2 separate regions of the Homo sapiens genome follow, and region 2 is linked to region 1. Evidence: chromatin loops called from intact Hi-C (ENCODE). Cell type or tissue: IMR-90. All regions are shown on one strand.

Evidence for each region. Peaks named below come from ENCODE experiments on the same cell type or tissue, not always from the same donor. Only the 100,000 strongest peaks of a DNase experiment are listed, where the experiment ranks them.
Region 2: a loop joins it to region 1, with 3 times the contacts of the local background. A loop is called at or near these places in 2 of 110 quality-filtered maps.

The regions. Positions count from the first base shown.
Region 1 is chr15:95,021,782-95,029,781 of GRCh38, reverse strand. It overlaps LOC105370991 (a long non-coding RNA gene), which reads right to left. Exons shown (of 12, transcript XR_002957693.2): 3 at 4,724-4,797. Among named protein-coding and RNA genes, the nearest start is that of LETR1, 300 kb to the left of the region's middle. In IMR-90, CTCF peaks have their summits at 3,445 (motif pointing left) and 5,167 (motif pointing left); DNase peaks (open chromatin) are centred at 3,421 and 5,151; H3K27me3 peaks cover 168 bases.
Region 2 is chr15:95,556,404-95,564,403 of GRCh38, reverse strand. It overlaps LOC105370995 (a long non-coding RNA gene), which reads right to left and starts at 37. Exons shown (of 2, transcript XR_932653.1): 1 at 1-37. RefSeq lists an enhancer at 6,510-6,804. In IMR-90, no CTCF peak of the experiment used is centred here; DNase peaks (open chromatin) are centred at 4,333 and 6,673; H3K27ac peaks cover 1,659 bases.

The DNA.
Region 1 (8,000 bases):
TCCTTTCATGCACATGTGTCATGCTTAGGAAAGCATTATCTTTTAATTTATAATAAAATCTAATAAAATTTTCTTCATTTTAAGGTTTCAACTTTTGAATCTTTTATTTATTTAGCTTTGTTGTGTGGTTTAGGAGGTAAGGTGGAGATCTACCTTTATTATTTTTCCCAAATGGCAATTGAGTTGATCCAATGCATTTTAAGGGGAAACACATTTCCTTTCACTAATTTGAAATGCTAGTTTTATAAATTACTAAATTCCCATATGCAGTTAGATTCATTTCTGGACTCTCTATTCTATTCTTTTGATCTGTGTATTCTTTAGTCCCACAACCAAATTGGTTTAATTATTGTACCTGTATGAAATATTTTACTATATGCTAAAGTTAGTCAAGCTTTACTATATTTTCTTTTTAAAAATATCTTTATTCTTAAATGTATTTTTAATGAAATTTACGCAAACAAGCAGACAGTTTAAGACAGAAATCAATAATAGCAACAACAAAAATAAATAATTGGAAATAAACCTAAAATTAAGAAAACCTTACGCCTCTTTTAAGGAGCACAAAATAAAACATGAATAAATGGGAAGAAATAGCTTGACCTTGTCTAAAAAGAAAAAATTTTAAACTTTTCAGTATTCCTATTTATTAAATAACTGCAATCTAATTCCAACCAAAATTCTAAAAGGAATTTTCTTTTCAGTTTAACTAAATGTTACTAAACTTTATCTTTAAAATCTGTGTGACTCTTCTTAGTCATTCCCTGAACAACACTACAACAAGAAAGCTAAAGCTTTTGAATTAAGGGCCTATTTGTTAAATAAGGTCCTTTTGGTGTTCCAGCCTTTGGGGATGTGGTTTTATTCTTCCAGTTATATAGAAACACTGACATTGTATCTTTATCTTCAATATAAGCAAATACATATATCATATAATGACCAGCTGCTAGGGAAAGAAGCCTCTCCCTTTCCCTAATAGCTATATCATTTTCCTGATTTAGAGACCTGGAACATTTTTTAAAAATCCAAATGCCATATACCACTATGCAATGAAATGTTACTCTCTCTTCATTATTTAAAATGTAAACCTCTCAAAGGCAAGAGTATTCACTTTTATTCTAACCCATGTTCTAATTTGAAGGGGCTTAAGAAACATTTAGATTGTGAATGGGGTGCCACACTTGCACACATTCCTAAGAAATAATCTTCCTATTTCTTTTCCATTCTCTTTTTTCACTTCTTCATCTGATTTTTGTTTTGTTTTTGTTCTTAATCAGAGAAACTATGACTGTAATTCAATGTGCGTCTCTAACAGAAGACTGAATTTTGGAAAACATCAAGATTTCAGAAAATCAGGAAAATTATATATTGTGCCATGTGTTGATAAACTGACTTTTTGTCAAGACCACCATATAAATAATGTGTTTTCTGCTGGGAACATGTTTCTTTGAAATGTAGGACTGCCTAGCTAAAATGCTAGATCTTCTACTTGTTTACTGAAGTTTCTGTCTGCTTGTATAGGCTTCAGGATCCTTTTACTAAATGTGACTCGGTTTGGGGAATCCAAATATGTAGTGGGAGATCATGCCTAAATTAAGAGTTCTTCACTCTTGACAGGCTGACAAAACATGCTGTAAGTGAATCTCAGAGGATTCAACACGAAAAAGTCATGCTCAACTGGAGAAATTGTTTAAAGCGAAAGGAGGTTGTATCTAACATTCAAATGTGCTATTTTCTTCAGAACATTTTTAACTGTAGACACTATATGTATTATGGCCAAAAAACAAGAGCTATAAATACATATACACATCTTTCTATGGCTACACCAAACCTGAGATACACACACCTCACACACGCATATACAACACACCCACAGCTTTTCCAAGTTAGATATTTTTACCAAAGACTTTTTCTAATTCCCAAAGTCTAAGGCTTTAACTATTGAAACAATCAAAGAATAAGAATTTTACATTTTTAATTGCTACAATTGATATTTTTCCTCAGTTGGAAAGACCTGGTCAAAATAGATCCTAATTAAGGAGTTGTAAATTATTAACTTGTCCTCCAAATATAAGAGATTTAAAAATAATTTTTAGCAACCATTTATTGCAGATGCAGTATGTGCAAACAAGGAATATCTACTGTTGACAAAAGTCAATGAGGTAAGGATCACTGATAACCAGATCACTTTCAAGAGACGATTTGTTAGCTCATCTATCGAATAGATACCAGTATTCTGATGACTTAGAAGTGTAGTGAAACATTTAATACAGCTTCCAAAAATTATTACTGTTAATATTTTAAACCCACTTAATTTAAAAAATTCTTGTCAAAACTTACAAACCATAACAGAAGAATTAGGTAAATTAATCTATATTCAAATATTCAAATTAAGAACTTCCGTTCACCAAGCCAAAGATTTTTTTTTTTTTTTTTTTTTTTTTTGACAGAGCGAGACTCTGTCGCCAGGCTGGAGTGCAGTGGCGCGATCTCGGCTCACTGCAACCTCTGTCTCCCGGGTTCAAGGGATTCTCCTGCCTCAGCCTCCCAAGTAGCTGGGACTACAGGCACATGCCACCATGCCCATACAATTTTTGTATTTTTAGTAGAGACGGGGTTTCACCATGTTGGCCAGGATGGTCTCTATCTCTTGACTTTGTGATCCACCCACCTTGGCCTCCCAAAGTGCTGGGATTACAGGTGTGAGCCACCGTGCCCAGCCCAAGCCAAAGATTTTAAGCTATCTACATGTTGAAATTGAGAAGTGGCTTGATATAGGGCCAAAATCAAGGCAAGAAAACAGAAAATAAACCAAGACTAACATTTTAAGTCGTGCTTTTTTCCAGAGATGTTTATTATTTTTGATGTGGGTGTGGTTTTAAAATTATAAAATAACTTCGTCACTCTCTTTTCATTGTTCTCTGTATCCCTCTTCTCCAGTGCAATGTTTGGCCCAAGTAGGCTACAAAATAAATCAATGTGGAAAAAAAAGCAGAAAAAAAATAAATAAATGCTATTTCTCAGTGTTCATTTTTTTTAAATGATGCTGTATTTTTCCATGGAAGAACTATGTGCTGCAATGTGTTCATCTTGCTCTTCTTGTGAAAAAGTCAATTAAAATGGGAATGCTTATTTAAATGGATTTGTATCGATGTTCTCTATGAAGTAAAAAGTGTCAGTATCCTGCACTGACACATTTTATCCTAATCAAAAGTCTCTTTTGTTTTAAAAAATTTGGCTTCTCCCAAAAGCAGATTTTATTTCTGAATACTTCTTAATTTGGATCCAAAAGAGACTACTGAGCATATACATTCATGCTAAAGAAATTTCTATTGGACTTTGGTGCTGTCACATGAAATACCAAATGGTTTGTAATCTACACACTGCTGGCCACCATTGCTCTCAAATAGATATTTTTAATGTCATGTGACTTTGCTGCCCTCCTGTGGCTGCTTCTTGGGGTGCCTGGGTCTTGGTTTATGTCTATGGGTTCCAGTGACCCTTTAACTAGGTCACCCCACACTCTATACTGAGTGCTCCTGGGCACGCATGCATGATCTACCTCTTATCTTACACAAACCAATGAACTGCTTGCAGTCTCTCTCATGACTACTCACCCCTGCCATCGTAGCATGACAGCAGCCATGGACAATATATAAATGAATGAGCATAGCTGTATTCCAATAAAACTTTATTTATAAACTTTTATTTACAAAAACAGGTGGGGAAGTGTGGGCACTGGGTTTGCTCCATGAGTTGTCATTTGTCAACATCCATTCTATAGTTATTTCCTATTGTATCGATGTTGAACAAATTTTCTTGATAAATTCGGTGATAAATACATTTGAATGAATTGTCTATTTTAAATCACAAAATATTTCAAAATATTCCATTCATAATTGAATTTATATAAATATTGATACTGTCCAGTCCAAACTTTATACTCCATCGTTATGATATTTAAATTGCAATATGACTTTTCCAGGTGACTTCTCCAAATAGCTAGCAAGCTATCCATTGCAATTTATCTGTATATATCAATTTCAGAAAAATGGTTCTCTGCAGAGGCATGTCTATACTTACAAAGGAGTACCGTGAACACTATTTTTTCCTTAAAATTGCCAGCATCCCACATTCAATAACCTGCTAAGTCCTGCTGATTTGTTTTTTAAGTATCTTTCCAATCTGTCAGTCTTTATTGCAGACTCCTAGAAAAGTTTCATTGTATTAAAAATACCTTCAAGTGTATTTTTCTGTTCCACCTCTAGTCTTACATTTCTACACCATCATTCACATCATTGCCCAAATGACATTTCTAAACTATAGCTCTCCCTTTATCTCTCCCCTGGTCCAGCAGCTTCTTGATCATCAAGTCCAAGCTCCTTAGCATGGCACAAAAAGCCTTTCATGAACAGCTGCCTTCTCTCACAAGCTTCACCTCTCAGCACCCTGTTAAGTCTCTTTCCATGGCACCTTGCTCTTCTCACGCTTTGCAACTTTAACATACCCTTTCATTAAGCTTTTCTTCAAACTGGTTTTCCTAGACTGCCTGTGCTCACTTTCCTGTCAGCTCCTTTTTCTCTTCATCCATTCATTCACCCATCTATTGACCATTTACCAATATTCATTTAACAAATATTAATATTTGGTAAACGCATTCCCAGTACCACAGAAAGTATCTCCCGACTCCCTTCCCTCTATCCCCAATGTGCTTTGTACATACCTCTATTAATCTTTATCATATTCTACAGCAATTTTTTTCCTGCTTCTGTGTTCCATCCATTAGACTCTAAACTCCTGAAAGGCAGAAGCAGTGTTTTAGTAATCTTCACATTCATAGCACCATGCATTTTACATAGTAGGCAATCAAGAAAGATTGAATGAATAAATGAGCAAATTAGTGAGTGAGTGAATAGACTAATGAATGGCTTCCACGCTCACTGATGAACAGAATGTGTTATACTCCATTTAATGTTATCCAAATAACAAGTTCTATGGCTGGCATTAGCTGAACATCAGAAAAGAGGCACATAAAAATGTTACTGCTCCTCAGACTCTACTTCCCTTAACTGACTTTCAAGAACTATCTTCTCAGCTTGTCAAATATTTAAAGAAAAAGAGAGAGGCGCTTTAGACTTCAATTAAGTAACAGCTCCCCCTACTGATGGTGGAATAAGTAGGGACCTCAAAATCCATGATGCTGCATATCTGTAAGCCAACTTGGCAAGATGATCCAAAGATCAGGTAGCCTGCTAGACTTAACATGCCCAAGTGAGAGGTCAAGGGCAGGGTGCTGGCTACAATAACAAAGCAGCCCCAACCTCATCCAAGGACAAACGCAGCTGTAATTTTACAGCTCAGAAGCATTTGCAGCTCCCCCTTCCAACAAGTCTTTTAAAAATGCTGATCTGGAAGACCAAAGCAACCCACTTGAGACTCGTTCTCAGTATGGCAAAAGTTCTGAAACCCAGACTGCAAAATCTCAGGAAGCAGCTGGGTTCCTAATTAAAACAAATCGTTAATAGTTTTAGCATTCCAAATTTATGCTTTTCAATTAAAAATGCTGTTGCAGTTGGTGTATCTGCGCGAGAGTATATGTGTTTGGGTGTGTGTGTGAATGTGTGTGAGTGCGTGTGTGCGTGTGCAAACACGCCTACACTCTGGACTTGGGGTATTCCAGAGTTTAAGAGGCTGTTATAAAGGCTGGGTCAATACTAAGATACAAAGGTTAATTAAATCAATTCTTAATTGTTTTGGTAACTTCCTTGAGTCTCTGCACATGTTTTGGAAACAGTGGTATGTGAACAAATCGGGCTGTCCTATCACAACTCCTTTAAGGAAGTATTTTTAGCTGTTTTGTAAATGTTAGCTACCTTTTGAGAAGGTATTATATTCAGTTTAAACAAAGAAGACAATTTAAGGTGTATAGCATTCTCTCAAGGCCATCTAGTAAGTCAGTAGAAAACACCCTAACCCCAGTGCCCAGTTATATATACATATAAACAAGATGTCATGTCTCTGGGTGAACAAGCCAAATTTTATCAATGAGATGGACACCCTTTCCTTGGCCACAGGTTTTCAGAAATTGTACTGAGTAATAATTTATGGTGCCCATAAGCAGAGCAATTAACTCTCTCCTCACCTGGAGGATGAGTTCATTTGTCTTCATCCCAATCAACAACTGCTTTACTTACGCTACTTGGGTGTTCTCAGGGTACCAAGTGCTCAGGATAGGAAATAAGTCCTGGAAACCAGCTTACGCTGAAACACATTTCCAGTCCTGCTTTAAGAGGAATAATTCCACCAATTTTACGACACCAAAGGTTCCCTGAATTATACTTGTAGCATTATAATCTATTTACTCTGAATGAAAATATGTATTTTTAGGCAACAAGGTGATAGAAAATTCTTCTGACCACCTGGAGAATTGGAAAGACTGATAGCTCAGAATTAGGAAGAGGGCAATATGAATCCTTGATCTATGTATGTGTTGTTTAATTGTGAACAAGTGAGATCAACTATCTGGAAGACAGTTTGTTCAACTTTTAAATTCTAAAAACAACTATCTTGTATGTTATAAATGCATATAAGCTCAAAAACTCATGGTTGTTAAGAGATTGTATGATAACTTTTTTATTTGAGACAGAGTTTCACTCTTTGTTGCCCAGGCTGGAGTGCAGTGGTACAATCTCAGCTCGCTGCAACCTCCGCCTCCCGGGTCCAAGCGATTCTCCTGTCTCAGCCTCCCAAGTAGCTGGTATTACAGGTGTGTGCCACCACACCTGGCTAATTTTTGTATTTTCAGTAGAGACAGGATTTCATCATGTTGGCCAGGCTGGTCTCGAACTCCTGACCTCAGGTGATCTGCCCGCCTAGGCCTCTCAAAATGCTGGGATTACAGGCATGAGCCACTGCCCCTGGCCTACAATAACTTTTTTAAGTACCTGGTCAAATGTTAGCATCATGTATGGCCCATGGTAACAGGATGATAATTAGGTGCTATAAAGATACCTTAGTAAAGTAATTTTGGAGTAATTCTTAATTTATATTTTTCTTTCTCTTTCCTCTGACCCCAAACCTTTTTTAGCCCTCATCCTCGGGCATTTCTATTATTTTGGTTTATTTTTCAAGTTCTATCAATAAGTTTCTGCTTCAGATTCCATACTAATGCTAGCTGAAAAAAACAGACTTTGTCCTATACAAAGAGTCCACAAACTGGCCTCCAGGTGGATATAAATCTCCTGAAGTTACATGCAAAGTTCTTTCTGTGTATATGTATAACTGGAGACCCAGAGCCTTCCTCTGTTTCTCAACAGTTCCACGACCCAAAATAAAAGTTATGTTCTGCCGCGCTATTGAATTTGTATATAACATCCTAGAAAAATATGTTTAAAACTAAAGCCAGACCAAATGGTACTGTAGTAACATATTGACACTGTATATGAAGTAGCATAATGTGCTTCAAATGTAGACCATAACTTACAGCTAATTATTATGATTGCTAGAAAAAATATTAAAAAGGGAAAAATAGCTAAAAAGTAAACATAGGAGCTAAAATAGAATATTAAAAATTATAGAACCTACACAAAGAAGGCAGGAAGGGACAAACCGAAGAACGAATACCAAATGGAATGAAAGAAGACAAAGAAGGGTGAGATAAAAAACTGTATTAGTTACTATATTAAATGCAAATGGACAAATTATTCCACTTAAAGGGCAAAGATTGTCAGACTGAATTTATTTTTTTAAAGCAAGATCACCTACTTTCTGCTTACAAGAAACATACTTGAAATATATAAATACAGGCTGGTGGGAACTAAAAGTGCAAATAAAAGATACTCTCTTCCATCAATAGTTTCAAGAAACATAATTTAGCTATTAATATATCAATAGCAGAAAAAAAAGACTTCAAGACAAAGAGTATTATTGGAGATAGAGAAATTTCATAGTGGTAAATGAATCAATTCATCAAGAAAACTTAATAATCCTAAATGCATATC
Region 2 (8,000 bases), 530 kb before region 1:
CAGGGATTTCCTGGTCAGGACGAGGCCTTCTCTGCTAAGTCAACTGCAAGGTCAAGAGAATGTAAGTCCTTTTCAGGAGTGGTTGATCAGGAAGCAGCTGAGCCAGGTAGGCTTGGTTCCCCCTGCCAGGCTCATCATTCATCAGGTAAGTCAGCTCCACCCTTGGGGAGGAGGGAGTGGAGGAAAGGACTAGATAGCTTTGCCACGGGCCCTCCATCCACAGGAAAACATGAAGCCAGGGATAGGACCCTTCCTTATTTCCCCAATACCCAGGAGATCAAAAAGGCTGCCCTAAAGACTTTCTGTACCTCTTATAACATGTCATGCTATACAATTGTGACCTACAACAAAGATACATGTGTTCTTGGCCATTTAAGCAGAGTAGTTTTCAGCACCCCGCACTATAATTCCAGAAATGCTTACAAAGCATATCCCTCTCACTTCATCCAGTCAATGGTGCCCTAGTGCCCTCAGGATAAAATCGAAACCTAGTGGCATTCAATCCGGTGCCCTCCTGCCTAACGTCACCTGCTGCCTCTTCTGTTTCCACCTGTACCCTAACCTCTAGCCTCCCTGGATGACTCACAGGAATGGGCCCTAGGCTGTGTTTCTGGGGAGGCTTTGCACAAATGGCTTCTTCTGTCTTTGGCTCAAATGAAATCACTGCCATTGCCATACCAGTTTTGTAAATAAGGAATTCGGCACCTGATACATTATTTGCCCAGGGTCACACTGTGTACTTGAGCTGAGAACTAAACCCAGCTTTGTGTAATTGACAGGGGATGAGCTCTTTACCTCTGGGTTATAACCTCTGAATTTAAAGCACCTCTAACACATTCTGGAACAGTAAGCCCTTAATTAATATTTGTCTCCCTCATCCTAAAAAGAAAATAATTTTATTAGCCTTAGTGATTTATAAATAATTTTATTAGCTCTAGTGATTTGTAAATGAAGAAGTGATTAATGATTAATCCATTCCATATGCATACTTTGCATTTGATACAAAAGTAAATGTAATAGTTTGTTTCTACTGTTAGAATTTTTGGTATAACTTTGGTAATATTTCAGAACATTCAAAACTTGCAAACAGTAATAGAAACATCCCACATTTTCTAGGAACTAGATGCCAGCTATGAGAAACTGGTATTAAGCTAGATTTTACAAGTTTGAAGTTGCATTTGATGTACTTTCTCCTAACATCTCGGCTTTTCTAAGAAATATGTTTTCAGCATATCAAAAGCACGCGTGTTGTCTCTAAGCGTTTCACACTATTCATAATGTAATTTAGATAATAAAACCACTGGGAAAATGGAAACCAATGTAGCTGAATAAATAGAGCTAATCAATCCCATTGTGTTTCTAGAATACAGTTTATTTAATTCATTTTTATTGTGTAAAATTTGGGAAGTACTTAAAAGTATAAAAGAAAACATCCACAATCATATTGCCTACAGATGACTTCCACTGGTATTTTGGTTTCAATCTTTTATTATTTATTTATTTTGCCTTTGTCTCATCATTGAGATCAGTCTGTATACAGTATTTTAAATTTGGCCATACACTTTGAATTTTATTATATGCATTTTCTTTGTTACTAGAAAAAATCTGACAGAGTTTAATGGCTATTTATCGTTCCACTATGAGGATGCTTCATTATTTACTAATCATTTCCCTGTTGTTGATATTTTCTTATATCCAAGTTTTTGCCACTGTAAACAATATAATATTGATCACTATGAGGGCATCAGACACAAAACTTTATTTCTTTACTTAGGATAATTTCCTTGGTCGGCATTTTACATATCTGAATTACTAAATCAGTGGGCTTTATATTATAAAGGCTTCTGATATATGTTGTCCATTTGCTCTATATAAAAAGTAGTTGTTAGTTTACATTCATGCTAGCCGTCTATCTCCTTTAGTCTCTAAGTTTTGTTTTTTAAGTCTATAATTAGAAAACAAAATGTAACAAAACAAAACAAATACAAACTCTTCCTAGGAAAATTCCAATCTGCTATTTTGTGAAGAGGCTGAAATTAAACTGGTTTCTACATGATCCATACTTCATGTGTCTTCTTTCATCAGCAGATAGCATTTTCTTTAATCTCAAGGTTGGGGTAAGGGGGCCTTTGACATGAATCTCTCTGATATACTCTTAAGTAAGAACCAATCTTTGCAGGCCTATGTGAAATTGTCAAGCATGGAGGAAGGAATGAGAATTTGATGGGCACCTATTGTCAATAATTTTATTCTTTAACTTTTCTCTTTTTGTCTCATGATTCTCTGCTCTGCACACTTTCAATTCCAAACACTGTTAGCTGGGTGTTGTAGTCCCAGCTACTTGGTAGGCTGAGTCAAGAGGATTGCTTGAGCCCAGGAGTTTCAAGCTGCAGTGAGCAATGATCACACAACTGTACTTCAGCCTAGGTGACAGAGTGAGACTCTGTCTCTAAATAAATAAAAAATAAAAATAAAAATAAAATAAAACTCTAAACACTTGAGATAGCCAAGCCATAATCCTACAGGGATGCATAATATAATAAATAGTAGGTCCAAAAGGTGTGTGTTTGTGTTTGCACATCTGAAAGCATGGTGTGTGTGTGTGTCTGTGTATGTGTATGTGAGTGTGGAGTAGTGTTTGTCTATTTGTGTATATATGATTGTGAATGAATGGAATGTGTGTGTGCTGGTGTATGTGTGTGTGTGGAGTGATGTGTGTGAGAGAAGGAATGTGAAGTGGTGGTATGTGTGTGTTATGTGTTTGCGTGAAGGAGTGAGTATGGGAGATGTGGTATTACTGGGGAAAAGGTTGAAGTAGGGGAGGAGGAAAAAGATGAGATATGGCCCATACATCATTTAACTTGGAGTTAAAGCATATGATCTCTTGGAAACTAGTTCAAATGTAAACTTTTGACATGATTCTTCACGAGGAATTTCTTCACATTTTCATTTGAACTGCAGTAGATCTGATGCAATGAACTAGCTGCTACATTTGCCTTTTCATAAAGTTTTCTCTCCAAATAGATTTTATTTTTGAGAAGTGTCATTTAACCAAGTTTGCAAAATCACCTGTGCAGGAAATAGAGAAAGATATGGTTGTTTGAGTATTTTAAGAGAAAAGTCACAAAAGTACATTTGACAGTGTGTCAATGCTTATTGGTTTATATATATTCACACATATATATCTCATATATATATATATATATTAGAGAGAGAGAGTTGCAGCTTAGAAGATTTCTAAGTTGTTCACCTTGAGAAACAAAATAAGCTTAAGTTTCCCTGTGAATTTAGTATCTACAAGAACAGTTGACTCTTTGTCCTATAATCGAAAAATAATTCTAGTTGTCTATACATTTAATTTTTTTATTCTCACATAGAATCATAATACTTTGGTTAGCCACATTTGTAGCGCATGTGAAAAATTTCATGTCATCGGAGCATTTCTGTGACTTTCAGTCACGGGTGAAATCTACCCGATATTTTAGTATCCAAATTAGAATCTGGATGATCACACCTGAAGCTTTTTTCATCGAGTTCCATCTCCTCAGTGCTCTGTATTCTGCATTGTTTTCTGAGTCTTAAATTTGCCTCTGTCTTCAAGTCTACTTTTATGCCAGCTAAAATATTAAATCTTATTTTTAATTGGGACAAGTACTATTATCATAGGCTGGAAAACCTTAAACACACTTCATTTTGTGGTGATATGAGTTATATATATTATATTATATACATTATGTATAATGTATATAATACATAATAGAACATTATATATTACATACATAACAATAAATACGTAATGTTATATATTATATTATTTGTTTAATATAAAGTTATACATATATCTATATATGTATATTTATATATATCTATATATCTATAATATAGAGATACATATAAATTCCAAGACTCTCAGTGGATGCCTGTAACTATAGATAGTTACACACTATCTACATATATACACTATCCTATATACACTATATTTTTTCCTATACATGCATGCCTATAATAAAGTGTGATTTATAAATTAGGCACAATAAGAAATTAACAGCAATAATAGTAAAATAGAACAATGACAATAATATGACGTAATAAAAGGTATATGGATGTGGTCTCTCTCTCTTTCTCAAAATATCTTGCTGTACTGTACTCACCCTTTTCTTTGTGATGATGTGAAATATAAAATGTCTATGTCATGAGATAAAGGGATGCATAGCTATAGGCATTGTGACGTAAATGAGCAATTTCAGAAATAAACAATTCATAAATTCTAAATTGTGCCACATTCTGAGTAGTGTGATGAAATCTTGGGCCATCTTGCTCCGTCGCACGTGGGACATGAATCATTTCTTGGAGAAGCAGATCCCGGCTGTCTGCACTGTCTGCCCATGACTCACTTAGTAGCCATCTCTGTTATCAGATTGACTGTCCTGTTGTTGCCGTGCTTGTGTTCAATTAACCTTTCTTTGACTTAATAATGGCCCCAAAGCACACAGGTAGTGATGTCCTATTTTCAGACCCCCATTGACCACAGGTAAGTGAAACTGCGGAAAACAAAATTGTGGATAAACGGGGACTGCTGCACTTGGTTGTATTATAGAAGGGTAGTTTTCACTGTCTTATTCTTATAACCTAGATAAAAAGCAATGGCTTAACAAAATAGTAACAGATAAAATGGATGTGATCATGTGCCTGGCTAAACTCAAAAAGTAGTAAAATGTTTGTAATTAATAAGGCTAATTGACCACATAGAGTCTGAAAATTGATTTCACTGGGGTGGATGCAGAGGGATGGGGTGAACCTCACAAATCTCCTTGCAGGGCACAGGGGACCTTCATTACTAAACGGTATCCTAACCCTTAATATCCCCTCAATCACTTCCTCCAATACCTGCCAGCTACTGGGAAATTGTGCCTTCCCCAGGGCAATTCCTGCACATTCTTTTCCTTATGCCCAAGCCTAACACTTCTCTGCCTGAAATATGAACTCCTCCCCTAAATTCCTACTTTTTCTTTGGAACCTAACTTTCCACTTGACTGGGTCTTCGAAATATCCATGGCTCTCCCCATTGTGATGCCATATAGCTCTTATCTACTGTATTGTAAATATTTCTTTACATGCTAATCAAACTTTAAGAAACTCAAGTAGGAGCTCATAACAAAAATAAGTATTACGTTTAGTTCTTCTTCCTTTTAATACCTGACACTAAGTCTGGAAGACAGCAGCTAATAAATAAATGCTAGCTGAATGAATGATGAAAAAATGAATAACCCTGAGTCAACCATCGTATCTTTAAGAAATTATTATAATAGTAACAACAAGGAGATGACTAATATAATTTTACTAAGTTTAGAAAGCCTTGGAAGGTTAAACTTCATGAGAGCAGTAGTCCTACCAAGTGTTTTATTATATTAGCAATTATCTTTTACATTCTAGTAAAATCCAGGCCTTTATTCATATTTTTCTCTGTGAAAGGTACAATCAATCAATTATGAAGGTGAAATTATGTTGATGCTGAGGCAGTATGGGGAACCCTAAATAGTTGGAGTACTCAAGTCACAGAAAATCATGAAAATGAAGCTCAAGTGATGGATTAGTGAAGACGATAAGTCCCTCAAATTTGAGTTGCAGCGATAAGGGAATTGAGGGGGAAAAAAAAGCTAAGTAGAAACTCACTTGAAAAATGCACTTAAGTCTTCATGATAAAATTTCAAACTTCTTTTATTACTATTCATTTTTATCTAAAAAATCATGTTAGCATTTAGTCCCAAATTTCCAAGCCTTGTGTTCGTCTTTCTCTGCGATGTTATCAGCTGGAAGGGAAAGCTGGCCGTGAAACTGTTATGTTAAGCACTTTTCCACAAGAACTTATTGCTTTAATAAGTAGGGAAAATGCTCTTAAAGAAAAAGAAATGTCATTCAAGATTCATTAGAGGGAAAAAAATAAAAAAGAAACCCATGTGATCCTCCATCGAATTCAGACTTCCTTACCATGGAATACTGAACATACATACCCTGAGGTCTTAACAAAGAGTAGGAGTAAACAGTTACTCATCACTAGAAAGAGAATTGTATATTCTCCGGGACAATGCACTAAGACAAGAGTACATAGACCAGTGTGTACACCAGGCAGTTATTGCCATGTCCCTGTAGACTGGGGATTCCAAGATAAACAATGCCTCACACAGGTAAGCACTCAATAAATATTTTTTGAAAGGATAGATGAACATTAGAAAGCAGTTTAATGCTCTTTAATAACTATAATCCCCCCTTGTAGATCAAACTCTCATCTTATATGAGCTTATGGCAGAAGCCACAATTACTTTTGCACCAACCTAATACATAGAATTAATTTATATCTATAAGAATTCACATATCAGCATAATCTACTGCCTTAGAACCTCATGCCTCTTTAGGAGTTGTTTTATTGCCATTGTCTTACGGTTTTTACCACTTTTGAAACCAATATGTATTAATAACAATAAAGTCACTTTATGACCTCAATGAAAAGATGTGGATTTTTTTTTTCTGACAAGGTGTTTTTTTCCTAATTAACCTTATTTTTAGAACTTGTTTTAAACACATGTGACTAGACATAATCAGCCTATGGTTAAAAATATAATACTATGATGAGTCATGTGGGTAGCAATGAAAGGGAAAAGAGATGACTCACTTTCCCAGCAGTGAGCATTCCTCTTGTCTTCCTGGTTTCTGGCCACCTCCCTCCACTGCCCCATAAAAACCCTGCCTTAGCTAAAGCTAGGCAATTTTTCTCACCTTCCCTCCGAACCTTGTGCTTAGACTACGAAGTTTGGACACTTTGGCATGAGGCTATTTTAAAGTCTGAATCCGATGTGGTAGGAAAAGCAGGTATAGAAACGGACCCCCTACATCCAGATTACATCTGCGAATGAAACCCAATAATGTTCTCAAGTTCAAAGCAATCGCCCACTCACCCGATGGTCTCTTTGGATGATTGAAAATGGCTTAAGCAAGTACATATGGGCTTAAAGAGCCACTCAAAATAACTGAAAAGCAGGTTGTCCACAGAGAAGCCATGTCACTTCGTTGACAAATAAGCGTGGGCTGAGCTGGCAAGGGGCTTCCCGGGGGCTCCTCACCCGCAGGGGGAGAGGAAACGTCGGGTGAGTGTGGGAATAATAAGTGAGCGCGGCGTCCTCTCTGGTTCTACTATTCTATAAATGTTATATTTGTTAGGCGAGCTCCCTCCCTGACCACCCCCCAAGCAGTTCATAGACAATAAAACACCAGGAATCCCTGAAGAGTGGTAAAATGCTGACATGATTTAAGAAGGAAGACTCTGATAAGAAGATAAAAACCTAATAAACAGAGTCTAGAGAACCTTGGTTCGTCTCAGCCGCTTGCCAGTGTAAGCAAAACCCTCCCAAGGAAAACAAAAGGAGCCTTAATGGTAAGGACATTCCACTCGCAGACCATCTGAAGGAGAAAGTTGAGGCCGTGACCTCTGCAGACTGCAGTTATGAGAGCTCGGACAAAAAAATATTTGATTTGGTTCAAGAAGCAAAATCAGTCACTGGATTTTTTAATATCTTTTTTCTTCAATAAAAAAATAATGTATTTTATGTGTGCTTGAGAGAGAGTTGTGTATACATGGTAAATATTTCTCCCACCCATGTAGTTTTTCTGTTTAGCTTGGTCTTAATTTCTTCTTGGATTTTAACCCCAGGAAAAGGTGGATTCACAGGCCCATTGATTTCCCTTTTTTAATTAACACAAGGCTCCCGAAAGCTCATCTGAAGTTTCACACATGAATCTGCAAATATGTAAAGACGTACATTCTCTCCAAGAACCAGAATGAGAATCTGCAAAGCTGTGAGTTTATTGTTGAAAATTTAGGGAATGCTAAAAGAATATATTAGCATCTTTGAAATCTAGAACAGAGAATTCCTTAGAAAATGCTTAAATGCACATAGGCTCCCAGGCTAGCTAAAAAAAAAAACCTACAAATGGTTGAAATTCTG